Regions from separate parts of the Mus musculus genome. Here region 2 is linked to region 1. Evidence: chromatin loops called from intact Hi-C (ENCODE). Cell type or tissue: left cerebral cortex. All regions are shown on one strand. Each heading gives the region's core, and the rest is flanking DNA. Links, peaks and the distances in the headings are about the cores only. Region 1 overlaps Etv6 (ets variant 6). Region 2 holds the start of Gm38908 (a long non-coding RNA gene).

The links. A loop is a pair of places that touch in the nucleus more often than their neighbours do. Peaks named below come from ENCODE experiments on the same cell type or tissue, not always from the same donor. Only the 100,000 strongest peaks of a DNase experiment are listed, where the experiment ranks them.
Region 2: a loop joins it to region 1, with 4 times the contacts of the local background. A loop is called at or near these places in 3 of 42 quality-filtered maps.

Annotation. Positions count from the first base shown.
Region 1 is chr6:134,147,222-134,155,555 of GRCm38, reverse strand. The region is part of intron 2 of Etv6 (ets variant 6); the gene reads right to left. Among named protein-coding and RNA genes, the nearest start is that of Gm52920, 35 kb to the left of the region's middle. In left cerebral cortex, for the core only: no CTCF peak of the experiment used is centred there; DNase peaks (open chromatin) are centred at 3,410, 4,150, 5,775, 7,805 and 1 more place; H3K27ac peaks cover 3,624 bases.
Region 2 is chr6:134,214,845-134,223,178 of GRCm38, reverse strand. Etv6 (ets variant 6) reads right to left here. Exons shown (of 8, transcript NM_007961.4): 3 at 150-314. It overlaps Gm38908 (a long non-coding RNA gene), which reads left to right and starts at 310. Exons shown (of 3, transcript XR_869493.3): 1 at 310-1,204; 2 at 2,769-2,979; 3 at 3,458-8,334. In left cerebral cortex, for the core only: no CTCF peak of the experiment used is centred there; DNase peaks (open chromatin) are centred at 2,640, 3,634, 4,444 and 6,950; H3K27ac peaks cover 1,696 bases.

The DNA.
Region 1 (8,334 bases), core at 12-8,011:
GAAGCATGCTGGCATAGACATAAAGCTTATTTATACAAAGAACAATGAATAAAATCAATCGCAAGATGGAAAACAAATGTCCAGAGCCAGGGGTAGCGGCCCCTGACAGGCTGAGGCAGGAGAATCACTGTTGAGATGGGAGTCAGCATATACAATGAGACCTTGTCTCAAAAGCAACCAATGTACAATGATGATGTTGAAATGCTGCTATCTAATTAGTAAGTATGATGCTTCACAGAAAAATAAAGCTATATTTCCTGTAACTGCCATGCTCCTGCATACAAGAGGTGCTCAGTACACACTGGTTTTGATGAACCATGCTCGAAGTTTTTGCTTTCTTACACGGAGTTCCCCTCACCTGTTCATTTGGTACTCGTAAAAATGAGAATTATGGTCCAACCGTGCCGATACAGATAAGGTGTCCTCAGTGGATTAAGTCTTAACTGAAGAGATACACATCTTAACCTTGGTCTCTACCATCATTAGTTTCTTGCTTCATACAGGGCTACAGTTCCAAGTACAGTGCATCACCGTAAGCTCAGCACTAAAGACGTGCTCATGTGGGTTCACACGCATTCACTGGAGGCCAAAGGTCTCCCTCGAGCATCGTTCCTTGGGAGCCATCCACCTTGTTTTGCCATGTGCAGCTCTCCTTGGCCTGGGGTTTGCTGATTACGTAAGGATGGATGGTCAGTGAGTCCCCAGGACCCTGCCTGTCTCTACCTCCCCTGCACTGCGATAACAGGCGTACACCAACAACCCTGGCTTTTTCATGTGTGTTCTGGAGATAGAAGTCAAATACTGAAGCTTGTGTGGCAAGCACATTACCCACACAGCTAACTCCCCGTATCTGTGTCTGTAAAGCGATGACAGAGCCGCCTACCCATCAGGCTTGTGGAGAGTAAAACCGAGGGAGCAACCTGTTACAGCTGCAGTTGACCTTACACCCTGTAAACCTCGGGAGATGACGGGCAGGACAGTTTAGCAGCCCTAGTATCACAACATAGAGACCATCGAGACTGCATGCCGTCTTTCAATTTCCTTTGAACAAGAGTAGCCATGAAGGGCAGGTTTAAATGAACAACCATTTGGAAAAGTCCTGGGTGTCCTGTGAGAAAAAACCTGGTGCTTCAAAGTAAGTCCTCTTGAGGAAACTCCCGAGTTCAGCCACAGTCCCCATTATTTCCACGTCAGCATCACCAGAAGCCCCCAGTGATAACTCACTACAGCTGGTATTTCTGGGAAGCACCATATTTCCCTGCTTACCTCACACACACTAACAAAATCTGTTTCCATCCTTGAGGCAAGTTTCTCCATCTGAGATGCTGTTGTTATATAGGACACATGTCTTCCTGACTCCTTAGAGTAGAATTTATAAACAACCACAAAAGCCGGGGCCTGTGGCTAAAGAGATGGACAGGGTCTAAGAGCCCATTCTGATCTTACAGAGGATCTGAGTTCAGTTCCCAGCACCTACATTGGACATCTCACACCCATATTAGGAAGTTGCCTTGAACTATGTACAGCTCGAGGGAAATTGGACATGTTATTCAGTTTCTGCAGGGAGTGCCCACAAGTGCATACATGAGTGCGCTCGCGAACACACACACACACACACACACACACACACACACACACGTTATTCAGTTTCTGCAGGCAATACACACAATCTTAGTTTAAAAGGCAGGACCCTTTAAAACTGATTATAATGTGAGGATTGCAAAGAGACAGGTACATTCAGAGTCCAGCTTCTTCCAGTATTATAGATGAGCAACTGAAGCTCACATGGATAAATAAAATTGAGTAACAGTCAGGATTGGACTCCAGCCTTTGGTCTCCAGGTTCAACACTCTTCATTCTCTGCTTCATTGCCATTCTAAATGTCTAACTTGTTATAGTTTTCTCCACCAAGCCTAGTTGTATAGGAAGAAAAATCTCTAATAAATATTTACCAAACTGATCTGTAAATATAATTTTACTATCTTAGCCCAGTACTGGGCCTCAACCCCAAAAGAGTCCATTGGTGGATTAATGAAAAACCATGATGGAGCTCTGAGTGTTTACAGAGTATGTTTGAGATCGCAACCTAATTTCTATACAGGAATGAAGAAAAGCTGTTGCTGTGTTCACTGTAAGGACAAGGAAACTGAGGCCAAGAGGTTAAGAGACTTGGCTGCATTGCTGGCTGTATAGTGCTAGAAATGACAGTTTAAAATCGTTGGTTTCCAAGGTCTGTAAGTTTTTGATCCTACTGACCTAGGCCTAACGAATAATGGCTGTTCTTACACACTGCCCAAAAGATGCTGTTATCTTTTTCTCTCTTAATTTGTTTTTTTCTAAAGGCAAAGAAAGAAGGAAAGAAGGAAAGGAAGGGAGGGAAGGAAAAAGAAAAGAAATGTAGGGTGCTGGGGTGTAATTTAGTGGGAGAGTAAATTGCCCAGGATGCACAAGGCCCTGAGTTCTATCCTTAACCCAACCCTAACAAAAGAGGGGGAAAGGAGGGAGAAGAAAAGGAGACACAGAGACAGACAGACAGAGACACAGACACACACAGAAAAAGAGAGAGAGAGATAGAGAAAGAGATGCGTACTCAGGAGGTGACAACAGGAGGATTACATCACGCCCAAGGCCTAGTCTACAAGGTGGGTTCTGGATCAGTACCAGGGCTATGAAGCAAGACCCTGTCTTAAAAATAAAAACAGCAACAAAGGGAATCTTCATATCAGTGTACAAGACAAAACCAAAACTCCGCTACACTGGCTGACTGAAGTGCAAAAAACTACACGCTCAGCACAAGACCGTCATCTGCCCAGTGCAGAGAGAGCTCTATTTTCTTGAACAAAGCCGGCTTCAGACCAGCTCTGAGATAAGAATAGCAGTTACATGGACTGCCTACAAGATTTTAAGGGGCAGCTAAAGGAACCAGCTGAAGCCATCTTCAATCATTGTTTTCAATCATGTCAAAAGAAGGAAAGAGATCACTCCTAAGTCTGGGCAGCCTCGGGCTTTACCATCACCTACAAGGAGGCTCCAAGCACTCCTAGGATGGGCGAAGCTGGTAAGGAAAGGTGACAAGAGGCAGGAAGGATGCCCCAGGCCTCCCCGAGACTGCTCGAAGCCTGTTAAAGACAGAGATGGTGGTAGCTAGTGGTGGGGGTGGGAGAGGGAGCATGTGGGAGACTGTGAAGGAAGGTGTGGGGGGACAGATATAACCCAGCATATAGAAACCTGTCAGGATGGGATTTATTTCTGTTCTGTGAGGGGGTATAATAGGGCTTTGCCTGCACTCTCAATAGCTGTTTTGAAGTGAACCCGGCTGGTATATCTTTAATTTGTCATTTCATTATGAAACTGTTTCCCTTCCAAGAAGCCTTCACGTCAGGAAGCTCTGTCTGCCCACACAGGAAATTCCTTTGCTTCAACTTCCCCAAAAAGGAAATTTCCCTCAGAAGTGAGCCCAGCATATGCCTTTGAACAAGGCTGATTCAAGAAACTTTGGCAGCCGAATCCCAAAAACACCCCTGGCTTTCAGCTGCTGCCGGGACCCAGGGATAAACAGTTGGTCTCTGGGCCAGTGGGTGGGGACCCCACCAAAGCTCTCCATTCTCTGATGCCGCCCTTGTCCTCTACTGCAGCCTGTGGGACGTGGAGAGCTTAAATCTGCCAGGAAGGATTGAAGTATCTGCATCCAGATCCACAGAGACAACAGATAGACCACACACACACACACACACACACACACACACACACACAGACACAGACACACAGAGGCATCCCAAGACAGTGTCGGCACACACTTATCAGGATCGCACATAAGATTTCAGATTTTTGCCAGAGAGGACAGGATTTCAAATGAGTAGAGCACACATAAACAACATGGTAAGTAACAGACTCCCAAAGGTGTCTATCACTCAAGAACCTTTACCTCGGGTGATGGGATTTTCCACATAACTTTTCCCAGTGAAGATTCTCGGCGAAACATGGGAGGCGGGAGATGGGGGGGTGGGGACGGGACGTGGGGAGTATCTCCAACCACATCCCTGTAAGAATTAATCTCTCAGACATCGTGAGAACAGCTAAGTGGTGAGAATCCAGAGCAGCTGTGCTATAGAGAATTTTATGAAGCTTCTGAAGAGAGAAGCTGCCAAACTTGCATTTAAGTTTTTAATTTTCCATTTCAAATCACTTTATTTAAAAAAAAAAATCTGTGCAAAGGACGGATCTATCTAAAGCACAAAAAGAAGAGACGGTGTTGAACCTCAGACTGGGTGTCAGGCAGTGGCCAGTGAGAGACGGAGACAGATGAGGAGCTAAGGCGGCCCTGGATTTTCACCCTGCAATTAGAGGGCACTAGAACGGCAGCCTGCTCAGAGCTGATCTTATTACACTATTTATGTGCCAGGGCTCTGAAGAGATATTATTTACCAGGAAACAGAGCCGTATTTAAGAGACGGATGAGAATCATGAAGCTCACTGAAATCTCAATATATGAACCTTGAGGTTTGGGGTTGCGGTAGCCATTTGCTGTGAGGTGGTTTTTTAAATGTTTACTTTGGTGAGTTATCCTATTTTTCTGAAATTTATGAAGTCTTAACCGCAGTTGAGTCTCAGAGGGAATGTGACACTGTTTTTCATTCTTTTCATCTAGATAATAGGGCTTTGGTTTATACTGGGAAGGAAGGAAGACAGAGTCTGAGAGGCCACTGGACTGGCTACCAGCTCTGTGAGTGGCGCTGGCTGAGCTTGCCTTTTTAACCTCCTTAAACTGGACTTTTCATCTTAATGGTGAGGAGAAGGAAATTCAGTTCACAGGGCTGTCAAGAGGACTCAGCGACAAAATGTCTTACATGCGTGTAAGTTACCCCGGTAAGGTCAAGATCTTCCTGACCCCCTCACTGAAACGTGAATTCACGCGCCCCTTCTGTGTGTGAGGATCTGTACCTGCAAACTCACTGTTTCTGCCCAAGGACACAAAGGGCGTGGATCCTCAGCATGATGCTGGCCTTCAGATGCTCAGCTTGTCTGGTCAAGATCATCGCTGGCATCATCTAGAGATAGCACCCGAGCATGCTAAGCAGTAGGACTGGGTGCTCTTCTCAGCCTCGGGGCTCCAGGTTTAAAATACTTTGTCTTCATCAAGCAAGGGACCTGGATTTTGTCCTGCTTCACTCGTCTATCTCCTGAGCAAAATTACAGACGTTATTTCCAACTTGATCCTTGGCCTTCCACGTCAGCTACAGATCCCTCCGATACAAGGGAATTGAGAAATTTAATAAACTAATTTGCATGAAGAAAGGACGTGGGTTAGTCACCATCTCTATCCAAGGCACTACCTACCTACATTCCTGACTACTTTTAAAAAGTGGGGCTAGGGGCTCAGAAGAATTGCTTAGCAGCCAAAGCACCCACTGTTCTTATAGATACCCCAAAGCACCCTGTGTGTGCCAGTTTAGTTCCTAGCTCTAGAGGCATGTATGTAATACACATATATACATAATTACGAGTAACTTACTGACACACATAAAATAAATAAATCTAAAAAAAAAATGTTTTAACGGAGCTAGGTGGGAACATGCCTGATGCAAAAGGAATGCTTTTCAGAGGTGGAAAGGCAGGCGCAGAGAAGTTCATTACAGCAGATAATTCACACTCAAGGCGCTCATAGTCATTTCAACTGGGGGACCACATTCCCTGCTTTCGCAGAACACTGGCCCGGTTCAGAGGCAACTAGAAGCCCTCTCTGTCCTGGGTGCAGCAACAGGCACTTGGGAATCTGAATCTTCCATTCAGCAAACAAAGATGCCAATAGGCAGAGAGTGGCACAGCTGTAGGTACAATGTCAGCGCTACAATACTCCATTGTATCCGCCATGTTCTTTCCTCATAATGTGTGGGTGGTAGAAACCATCACAGGAGTTTTGTGATGTAGACATCTGGATTAATAGCTGCTATAATCCCAAAGACACATCTGTGTTCATATGTGTGCATGCATGCACACACACATGTATACACACAGACACACACACAGACACACACACATGCACGCACAAGTTTATCTGAAGAAAAATTTTCTCTGCCCATGAATCAAAAGAAAACTTTTTTCAGTTTCAAATATCCAGTTGGCAAAGGACAAATGTGTGCCATTTTTTGTTAGTCTCAAGTTTCAGTCAGCATATGATCAGAACATTCAAGTAGTTTGACTGTAATCTCCTTGTGTGCTGGAAGGAGGGGGTCTGTGTCAACATGCCTGGCTCATCTCCTGCTTGGGATTGAACTCAGGACTTCATGCACACTAAGCAAGTTCTCTACCAACTGATCTACTGATCATTACAGCAGATAATGTCCCCAGCTCCAAGCATAGTTTGAAAAGAACATTTATAACCCCACAGTCTCAGGCAAGGAAACCATCTCAGAGAATTTCTACTTTTGTGATCTTAAAAATACCTTCAAGTGAAACTCCAAATACTTGGGTAAACGACTATGTACACCACATCCAGGGCTTAAGGTCAGGGAGAGTCTCACATGGAATGTTTAAATGGGAGTTACAAATGGGAGCGAACATACGGTCAGGGATTCTGTGTGGTGGCTTCACTGCCAGCCTGAGAGAAGCATTTCCAAATGATGGAGAAAAGGCACTGTTTTCTCCACACTCTGTCCAGATCTAGTAAGAAAGTACCCCCCCCAAAGCTGGGGGGGGTGGGGGTGGTCAGGGGGCAGAATACAGAGTCATCTCATTGTCGTCGTCGTCCCCCCCCCCATATCAAGAGTGCCAGTTGGCACCAGGTCCCTGTACTTTTCTTCCTAGCGTATCTAAAGTTGGTGACTCATTAGCAACAACAAAAGGACAGAACAAAACCCTTTATAAGTTTTGTTCACAAATCACCGTGCTCTGGGCAATCCCTTTCTTCCAAATCTTATATCCCCTTTGGACAGCCCATGGCAACTCATGGATGATTCAAGCAACTGGTTGGGATTCTCTGTTTAGAAAGAGTTTCTTGGGTGTGAGTCTCTATGCCCAGGGGACAGCCTAAGTGTCACAGCTCCTCTGCTGCTGAGGCCGATGGAAATGTATTTTAAAGCTTCGCTTCAAAGCCTTCACTTTAGAAGCTGAAAGCCTTCAAGCCTCTGCCAGCTCGGCCTTTTTTCCCCATAATTAATTAATGCAGTATTAATTGTGCATGTGCTATGAGGCTGGCTGAAGCAGGATCCTGTGGGCCCTCTGTGCTGATCACTGGCCCTGCAGAGCCCCGGTGGGCAGCTGGGGGGGGTGGGGGGTGGGGGGGATTCACGCTGCAACTTTCGCAGACGACAACATAAGTAAACATGCCCTGAGTCATGAGGGGATTCCCACAGATCACACAGCCAGGATCAAGCAGTTACAGGAAGCTACACCTGTGTGCGATGCTCTGGGCAAAGGGCCAGCTCACAGGCAATTCTCAGGTCATAAAGGGGACTGTGAGAACGGAGGAGCGGGCCTAAGGCTAAGCTGCCGGGCCCTGGGACTAGCATTAGGAAGCACAGCAGAGCTGGTGGCAGAAGCCCTGCACGGCACCTGAGCGGGCATTCACTTCCACCTCATAAAAGCATTCCCTCGTGTCAAACACACAGGCACCCCAGAGAAAAGTCCAACAGAGCCAGACCCTAGATTTCCATACTTCCTTGTAGGGCATCCTCGCAAAGCAGTCACACAGCACAAGCGGAGGATAATCCCCTGCATCATCGAAACACTACCATCTGCACCAAAATTGGCGGCTGAGGACCGGCAATCAGACGAATGAGCACCATCCGTGTGTCTGTAGATAGTGCTTGGTAGTTGAGAAGCACACAGCTTCTCTGGAATCAGAATAGTATAATCTGTGAGAGTCTGGAAGGACTCGGGAACCGTGGGCTGGAGCTCCTTCATTTTACAGATAAACTGTTCCCCAGGAGAGCGAATTATCTGTGGCAGGGATGACCCACATCACAGCCACACGGGGCCAGAAGCTCAGAGACCTGACCGGGAGAGCGGCTGCCCTGGCAGTTGTACAAACGTGCCAGCATGATGGACACAAGGGAGAAACTGAGGCCCCAGCACACCAGACCACGTTCTGAAACACACCAGCCTAGCATGGGCTACGAGGAAGTGTGGTGGTGTCCTCTGTGAACTCAGTGTACCAACCAGAATCCAAGCACATCACCATCCTTATAGGTAGGTGCTCAGTATTAACCGTGAGCAGTGTGCTTCTTCAGAAAAGATGGGAAACTCGGTACAATGGGAACCTCCATTGGCTTCATTAAATTTTTGTTCCTAACATTCTACAATTTACACTTGAAAACATGCGACAGATAACAGTAT
Region 2 (8,334 bases), core at 229-8,228, 67 kb before region 1:
CACACTGGCCAATGCCTATAGACCTCCCTTTTTTATGATGTCAGTGTTCCTAGGAGAACTTCTGGGGAGGGTCCCATGGGTTATGATGAGTCTGGAAAAGATCAGCTATCGTTCCATGCTGAGCCTCTGCAAGAACCAGACTCTTTTACCTGAATGAGGAGATCGGTAGCGGAAATCCTCTTTGGTCAGCAGCAGGAGGGCCTTGCCATTCATTTCGAACTTGTTGCTCTCAATGGGCCTTAAAGAAAACTCATTTTCTGCCCACTTGAGCCACTGGGCTACGTCATCTCTGCTCCAGTAAATCGGCTGCAAACCTGTTGGACAACACAGGACAGAGAGAAAAGATCTTGTCAGCTGCACAGTTGGAACAAAGGGGGAAAGGTCGCAGAATAATTAACAGAACGGAGTCTCTCTGTCTCAAGAGCGCTTGGGTTGAGTCCCAAGGCCCGGCCAGGTTTGTAAGTACTTAAGTGTGGAGTCACATGAACTTTTTACTTAGAGGTAAAGTGAGGGGAACCCCCTTTCCATGTGTTTCAGGGGACGATAGGTCTGAGGCTGTATTACTTTCAGGTTGGCTCAAAAGTGGCCCTGGGGGGTGGGGGGTGGGGTGGTATGCAAGGAGGCCTGGAAGCATGACAAGTCTCAATGCATTTAGCTGGAGACTCAGAGCTTTGAAATGGGAGTGTTCCAGAGCTGACCTTGTCCCTCCCCAGAGCTGCCAAATGATGAAGGTCTTGAAACTTTTTCCAGGAAGAGACATTTACTCAGCCTCTGGGAAGTGGCAGGCTAGCCTCTGGCAAAGGCAAGGCCAGGGTAACACACAAAGTCCTTTCCTTCCTATCTGTCTTGCAGATGGACTCAAAGTGGGCCACACAGTGGCTCAGGCTGGGACTCTAAGAGGCAGGTCGTCTGTATGTTTATTTAACTTTGGTGCTGTGGGCAATTCTGATACATCCTTCAAGTGATTAGGACAATTGTTCTCAAAGTGTGATCATGGGACCCAGAGAGTTCCCAAGACCTTTGCATGTTATCTACAGCAAAGACTCTTTGATAACAATAGTAACATTTTTTTCTTTTACTCTTATTCTTTCATGAGCACATACAGAATGTTCTAGAAGTTACAGACCTGTGCTATCACAACACTCGGAATACAGAAACAGAGATGTGAATCCAGGCATCTTCTATTAACCTGGATATTGAAGAGGTTTGTAGAAGCATATAGAACTGTTGTTTGCACATGTCTTTTGAAAAATATACTTTAGATAATATATTAATATATGCTTGGCTGGTTTGTCAATAAGTTAGCAAATACTTTTAAAAGTCCTTTATAGTATGCTCAGTATTGTTATAAGTTGTTGCACGTAGCTATGAGCAAAAGCTCTTTGGGAGGAGGGCAGTCTTTGATGATTATTTACAACTTGAATCCTGACAGGGAGTCTGTCAGGTTTTATCCTCGGAAGTCACAGAATCAAGAGTTCAGAGAGAGAGCTCCGTGAGACCAGTGTTTGCACACTGGGGCTTCAGTCTCTGCAGGTGAACTACTTGAACTTTGGAGGATATGTGGTACATGTCTTTCAAATGTGCTCTTCAGCTCAATTCTGGAAGAAACTGCTTTTTGAACTATATGATCACCAGGATAGGCTGCTGAGAGGGGGGAAACGATTGGCTCAGATCCCAGGGAGACCACGCCAGGCTGTGAACATGATTGCAGAGCCTTCTAACAGGCTCTAGTGCAGAAAACGGTTTTGAAGAGCCGAAGTCAGTTTCTTCTAAGTCCAAGGAAGATTCCTCACAGCCAGTTAATTGGCTGGGCCAGGTAGATAACACAGCTACTTCGACAATAATGCAAGGTAATGCATGGGCCTCCTGGGCTACGTAGTGAGTTCCAGGCCAGCCTGGCAACCTAGTGAGATGCCATCTCAAGTCAAATGAGGCCTGATGATATTGCTCAGTGGTAGCATACGTGAGGTCCCAAGTTCAACCTCACTTCCATGAAACCAAAACCAACCAAGCCAATTCAAACCCTAAGCATTTGAGTGTGTTTTCCTGTTTTACATCTAATGGCAATGTCTTTTTCATACATAATCAAACAAGTGACTGTAGTATGTGACCACTTTATAACCTTTAGAAGGGAACTGGACCACTAAAGGATTTGAGGTTCTATGTTTGGGTTGTTACTGGCAATGCCCATTCAAAATGGTTTATGGACACAGAAAGTGCCTGCCTGTTCCTAGTGGAGTGTGAATGGTGGCAGGCTATCCTGGGAAGACCTTCGGCTATTTCCTACTCTCAACAGTGTCCACTTGGACAAGAACAGCATACCAAATTGTGATTTAAGATGTTACTGGGTAAGTGGGAGGATGATTCTATCAAGGATGGGTAGAGGTTCCAATCCGGCTGGCCACAGGAAAGCACCTAGTGGCCAGAGGGCTTGAGCAGAGAGCTTCTGGGTAACGCAGGGAAGTAAGTGGATGGGGCCAGCTTGCTGAGGTGTCAAAGTAAATACAGAACTGAAGCCTGCCTAAGAGGGGAAACGAAAGTTAGAAAGTTAAATGCTGACGTTTCTACCGAGGACAAACTAAAGCAGAGAGGTGGGTGACAAGGGGGCGGGGGACACAAACAGTAATTTGAGGTTCTTTATGTTCGATGGAAGAAAACCGTCATGAGTAATCTTTTCCCTAAATACAAGAAGAGTCACACACTCCCAACAACACTGCTGGGTAAGAATAACAGTTTCTCTTCTCACTTCCCATTAATCTCTCCCACAGCTCAGCCTTGAAGCAACCAAGGCCACAGCACCGTGGAAACCCCCTTACCAGGAGCCCACAAGGAGGCTCCCGGCACGTGTACAGCTGGGCGGCAGGTTACAGAGAGCACTTGGCAGCTAACCAACAGTGACCCTGACGCTGCAAGCTACCTGCTCCAGGACACTCAGTAAATCGATCAGCTTGACTGCACTTCCATTAGCCTATGGAGAAGGTGGGCAGCTCACTGAGCCAGAGAGAGGCTGGCTACATTGCGGGTGCTGCATGTCAAATCCCTCAGCTATTTCTTTTTTAATTCAACGGTGTAAAAGGGCTGGGACATAGCATATGCTTTGGAATTCTAACTGAGAAAAAAAGAGCCTACTTCCTTCAAGGGCCCTAAAGCCCCTATGTTGAGGAATGGAACAGAGCAGGTACCTGGAGGTAACGCTGAGGTGATGGAGATAATTTAATTGACTAAACAGTCATTTATGAAGCACTTCTCTGCACTTAGTGCTGTTCAGAGCATTTCAGAAGCATCAGTTCATTTAACTGCATGCTCGTATAACATTTGAGATGGAAGTGCACGTTAGAAGATGGAGGAGACCTGATGCGTCCCAGGGAAGTACCCCACACTTGTACGGTGAGAGCAACAAGTAGAGCTGAGATCTGAATCCAGGCAATCCGATGCCAGATTCTGTTTTCTTACCCAGGCACTTTCCATCCACACTCAGAATTAAGACTGGCTTTCAAAAAGACGGAGGAAACCAACTCCTTCCCACCCAACACTGAGATCCTTGGCCCAGGCAAGTTATCAGCAGATTGAAGATAGGAAAAAAAATCTGCAGATCTCAGGGAGACAGATTTATGGCTAGGAAGAGGAGGGAGGGGCAGGTGGAACGATACTTTGCATGTGTCTGGGAAGAAAGCGCTGCTTTCACAGGCTGCTCAGCGACACTTGCTCTTGACTCTCTGCCCAACTCCCAGCTGTGGGTGGGTCCAAGGCTGCTGAGAGGGGAGGGATGTGTAGGATTTGTTTCGTTGTCAGTTCTGGCAATTTGACTCAACAAAGAAAGAATATATATGTTAATGATTAGGAAGAAGAGAAGGATGGGAAGAGAGGAAGGGAGAGAGGGGGAGATGGGAGGGAGACAGAGAGAGCTCCTTATGATATTATTAGCCTCTGTGTGCCAATGTGTCATGAGAACCATTTAACTATGACCAGCGTTCATCACGGTGAGAATTTTGTATGGAGGAACTGAATTGCTATGAATGAGAAAATCACTAAGACCCCCACTCCCTTCTTTCCTCAGAGGCGAGATCAAGTTCATGGGCTCACACATAACCTTCAGTGATACATCCAGACTCTTAAATTCTCATAATTTCTTCAATTCCACGTTCAAATTGGCCACCACATTCATCAGGTCATCCTAACCTCATGCCCAACTTTCTGAGTTATGCATAAACTAATGAGAAAGCTGACCAGGAGTCAGGGGCCGGGATTTCCTTCCTACATAAGCTGCTAATGAGCGTGGGATTCTAGGCAACCCACTTCATTTCTCTGTTGCTCAATGGCTCCATCTGTAAAATATGGGGCTGAAGAGTATGTGATCAACAAGTTCCTGCATGGCTTAACATAGCCAGCACGCACTACTGAATTTGAACCTCAACTACCAAACAATACAGACAGCCAGGATGCTATTTCTTTTGCTATAAAACTACTCCACACTCGTGATCAAGATCTTAAGATTCTGTAGCTTTTCGAAGGCTCTTCTGAGTCATGGAAGGGAGATTAGTGTTATGTTCTAATTCTTTGCAAAGTTGTCAGCCAGCCATGGCAATGCTAAACCTAACAGCTTGCCCCTTTAAAAAAGCCCTTAACTGCTTTTTGTGTGTCTCCTAACTCACAGGAGCCCTGCAGTTGGCTGGGTTCTCATTTCAGTTTAATTGAAATTGAATGATCTGAGTTGGTAGACATTGTTTGAGCATTATTATGCTCAAGTTCCTTTAATTTGTGCGTGTGTGTGTGTGTGTGTGTGTGTGTGTGTGTGTGTGGTGTTTGCACTGGAACTCATACAAATTCAAGTGTTCTATTACTGAGCCAAACCCTAACTCCCAACTCAAGGCTTCTCAACACTTTAGCCATTGGTGAAAATATCCTTCCATGTTAAACTCTTCATATTTACAAGAACTTGCTCTGGACCCCATGCACTGGAAGGCAGAGTCCAGAATGTGAGAGGCAGACGCCACAGCAATGCTCTGATTCAACCCTGGTCCCCATAACTTATTAGGAAACCAAGGCCTGGAAAAGCTAAGCCATACCACGCCTGGTCAACCTACACCAGAGATCCATGTGACCTCATCTCCTGACTCAATGACAGCAACTTTATGACCCTTGACCCAGTCATGTCTAGTGACTAGTTCCTTGATTGCTTGGCTATCCTGCCTTAAAACAAGCAGCCCGTATCTACAGTTTGCAGATCTCTCCGCATCTCTGTCCCGTACTATCTGTACTATCTGACAACACAGGAGCATGACTCAAGTTTTCCCCTGCCAGGGCAATGAGGCGGACAGGCAGTGAACACTTAAATCAAACCAAATCACAATGATGACTATGGCTCTTGCTCTAACAGGTGAGATCATTCCGGCCCACAGAACTGGAAGAGGTAATGCTTGTGCTGTTGGCTCCTTCATCCACTTAGGGATTCCACATCTGCAATACTAATTCTCAAATAGATTAATAATAGCAGCAAACACAAGCACTTACTGCAGGTCAGGAGACGCTGTATATATGCCATCCCCATAATTCTCTTAACCCCCTAAGACAATAATGAGCAGTGCAGCACAGAGAAGTTCAGTGACTGGATAAAGTCACATAGTCAGAAAATGGAACCAAGTGGTCTGATCTGATACAACCAAAGCTCACAATTATTATACACACCTGCCTCTCTCTATGCGACCGTTTCGTACTTTGGTAGAAGAGAAAGGTACATTAACAATTTAATAAAACTTGCATGGTGATGTTGTAGCTCTCAGCACCAGTGTGGAACTTGTATTTTCTACCTGTGTGACCTTGTGCAAGTTACTTAGCCTCTCTGTCTCTATTTGGCCTGACTGAAAAACATGGAAAATTTTCCAGCTGCAAAGCACCAGAGTCACATATGGCATGTTTATAACTTTTTTAGCAACATGAAAAACCAATGCTTGGTACTGAGAAAGCATTTCCTAAGAACTCGCCCCTGTGTTCTATGCTGACATTAATGGTGACACCTTTGCTTGCACATAGAAACCTGGTATTAGGAATAATCCCACTGTAAGAATGTCAATTTCATCACTCTTGCGTGCTGCACGCCACCCAGATAAGGATCTCTTTCTACTATCATCCCTATTACAAAGCTTTGATGGGCATCCATCATCCCATGGGTCAGTGAAAGCGCCAACCAGGTGAGGCCTGAGAAGCTAGCATCTGGTGACACACTAGGCCCCCTCCAATTAATTTCTTAGCTATTAACCCATCTACACACTCATCAATAAGATGGAATGCTTTTCCAAAGCTCAGAAATATAGCGAGTATAAAACTTTCAGCAACTTTACTGAGGACTGGTGTCTGGCCCCATGGGGATAACTTGCTCCTGAGTGTTCACACAGGTCTGACAGTCTGTCCTGAACGGTACTCAGGGTCCCAACCAGCCTCACTGTTTTGGTTTGTGTACACACTTTTCCTCCCCATCTACTCCTCATGTCAGATCAGCTCGGCTTGTGTCTCTTCCTCTTCCCACTGCTTCAAGGAAAACTGTTGGGATAACTGATCTTTCTGTAGAGTTCTCTGGCTTGACATGAGTCTGCTCTGCATAGAACTCTGCTTTGCTCTCCCAACGAGCCTACCCATCTTGAATGCTCTGAATGATGGTCATCCCCCTGGATGGATGAGAGGGAAGGGTCAGGGGTCAATAGTACTGTTTTCTCTTTGCCTGTGTTGCTGTTACCATGTAAGTCGTAGCAGGCCAGTAACAGGTTTTTCCCAAAGTCCCCAACTTTGTCCATTGCTGTCTGAAGTTACCTGCCGCTCACCTTGTCTTAATATTTTATACCTATGTCATTTCTTCTTGATTGTTTTTCTTTTCAGAGACTTGTTTTATTACCCACTACACGGCTTTTTAAAAGTCGGAGCTCATTAGACCTATACAAGATTGCGGAGGAGAAGCTGGCATACCATGCTGGCACACAACTCGGTGATATTTTAAGAGCTTGATGAATGTCAACTTCTGAGAATCTACCTTAGAGAAATGGCTATGAATGCAGAAAAATTCATGCACAAAGATGTTAGTTTTTTTAATATCAAGTGTTATTTTTAATAGTAGAAAACAGAACATTAAAAAGAGAGCAGTCATTTACTGACAACATTTGTGATAAAGTGATGCAATTGATAACAGTATTCAGAAAGAATACACATTCATACGGAAAACTAGAATAGTGTATATACTCACAGACTCTCAAATAATGCACAGATGTTTTATAGAAATATTAATAGCAACTGTCACTTAGTAGTAGAATTATAGGTGACATTTACTGTCTCTTTTACTTTTTGTATTAAGTATTATTCTCTGAATAGGGCACAGTCCTACTAAATTGCTCAGGCTGGTTTTGAACTCCAAATCTTCCTGCTACAGCCTCCCGAGCAGCTAGGATTACAGGCGTGCACCAGCATGCTCCAGTGGCGTTATTACATCTACATAAGATGTAATGTTCTGTAGAAGTTTAGAAGCTGGTTGAGGTGGTTCAGTCCTGGATCCTAGTATGCAGGAGGTGAAGACAGAAGAATGAGAAGTTCATGGCTAGCCTGAGCTTTATTCGATACAAAAAGAGAAAAGGAAAGGAAAGAAAAGAAAGAAAATAAAAAAGAAAAGTTGCGCTCAGTAGGGACCATTCCCTCTACAGCTGTATCTGATGATTTGGGTTTTGTTTTCCCATCCTTTTAGCATCTGTTAGCCATGTGCAACTACTAAGTCAGAGTCTCAGTTTTGAGTGCACTCCAGTTTTCCTGAGCTGTGTTGTAGCATTTTGATTCAGGGGGTTCTAGGGAGTTTCTCTCTGAAGTTTAAAAGTTTCTAGTTACATCAAGAAAATACCTCTAGTTTGTCTTATATCCGTGATTCTAAGTTCATGCTTCCATCCCCAGCAGAAGTCCCCATCACTTCTACTTTGCCAGCCAATTTCTGTCAGACTTGCATCAAAGGACAGAGCCTCCCTCGGTCTCTTCTACCTTTGGAAAGATAAAACTTCCAACTATCCGGTACATGTGCTAAGAGTAAAATGTACATACATGTAATGGTGTGTGTGTGTGTGTGTGTGTGTGTGTATGTGACACTTCTCAGCGGTGTTTACATAGCACTCAGAACACAAGAGGTCCACCTTCACTAAGGCCCTGGCATACAACTCAAGATCCTATTGCTAGATGACTCACCTCTGGGCTGGCTACCCTATTGTGTAGCAACTTCTGAAATAAAACATTCTTTCCAGAAATGAGGGGGGAGGCCCATGAGCCTTAGGAAGTAAACAATCTCAGGAAGTTCCTGAAATCAATAAGGAT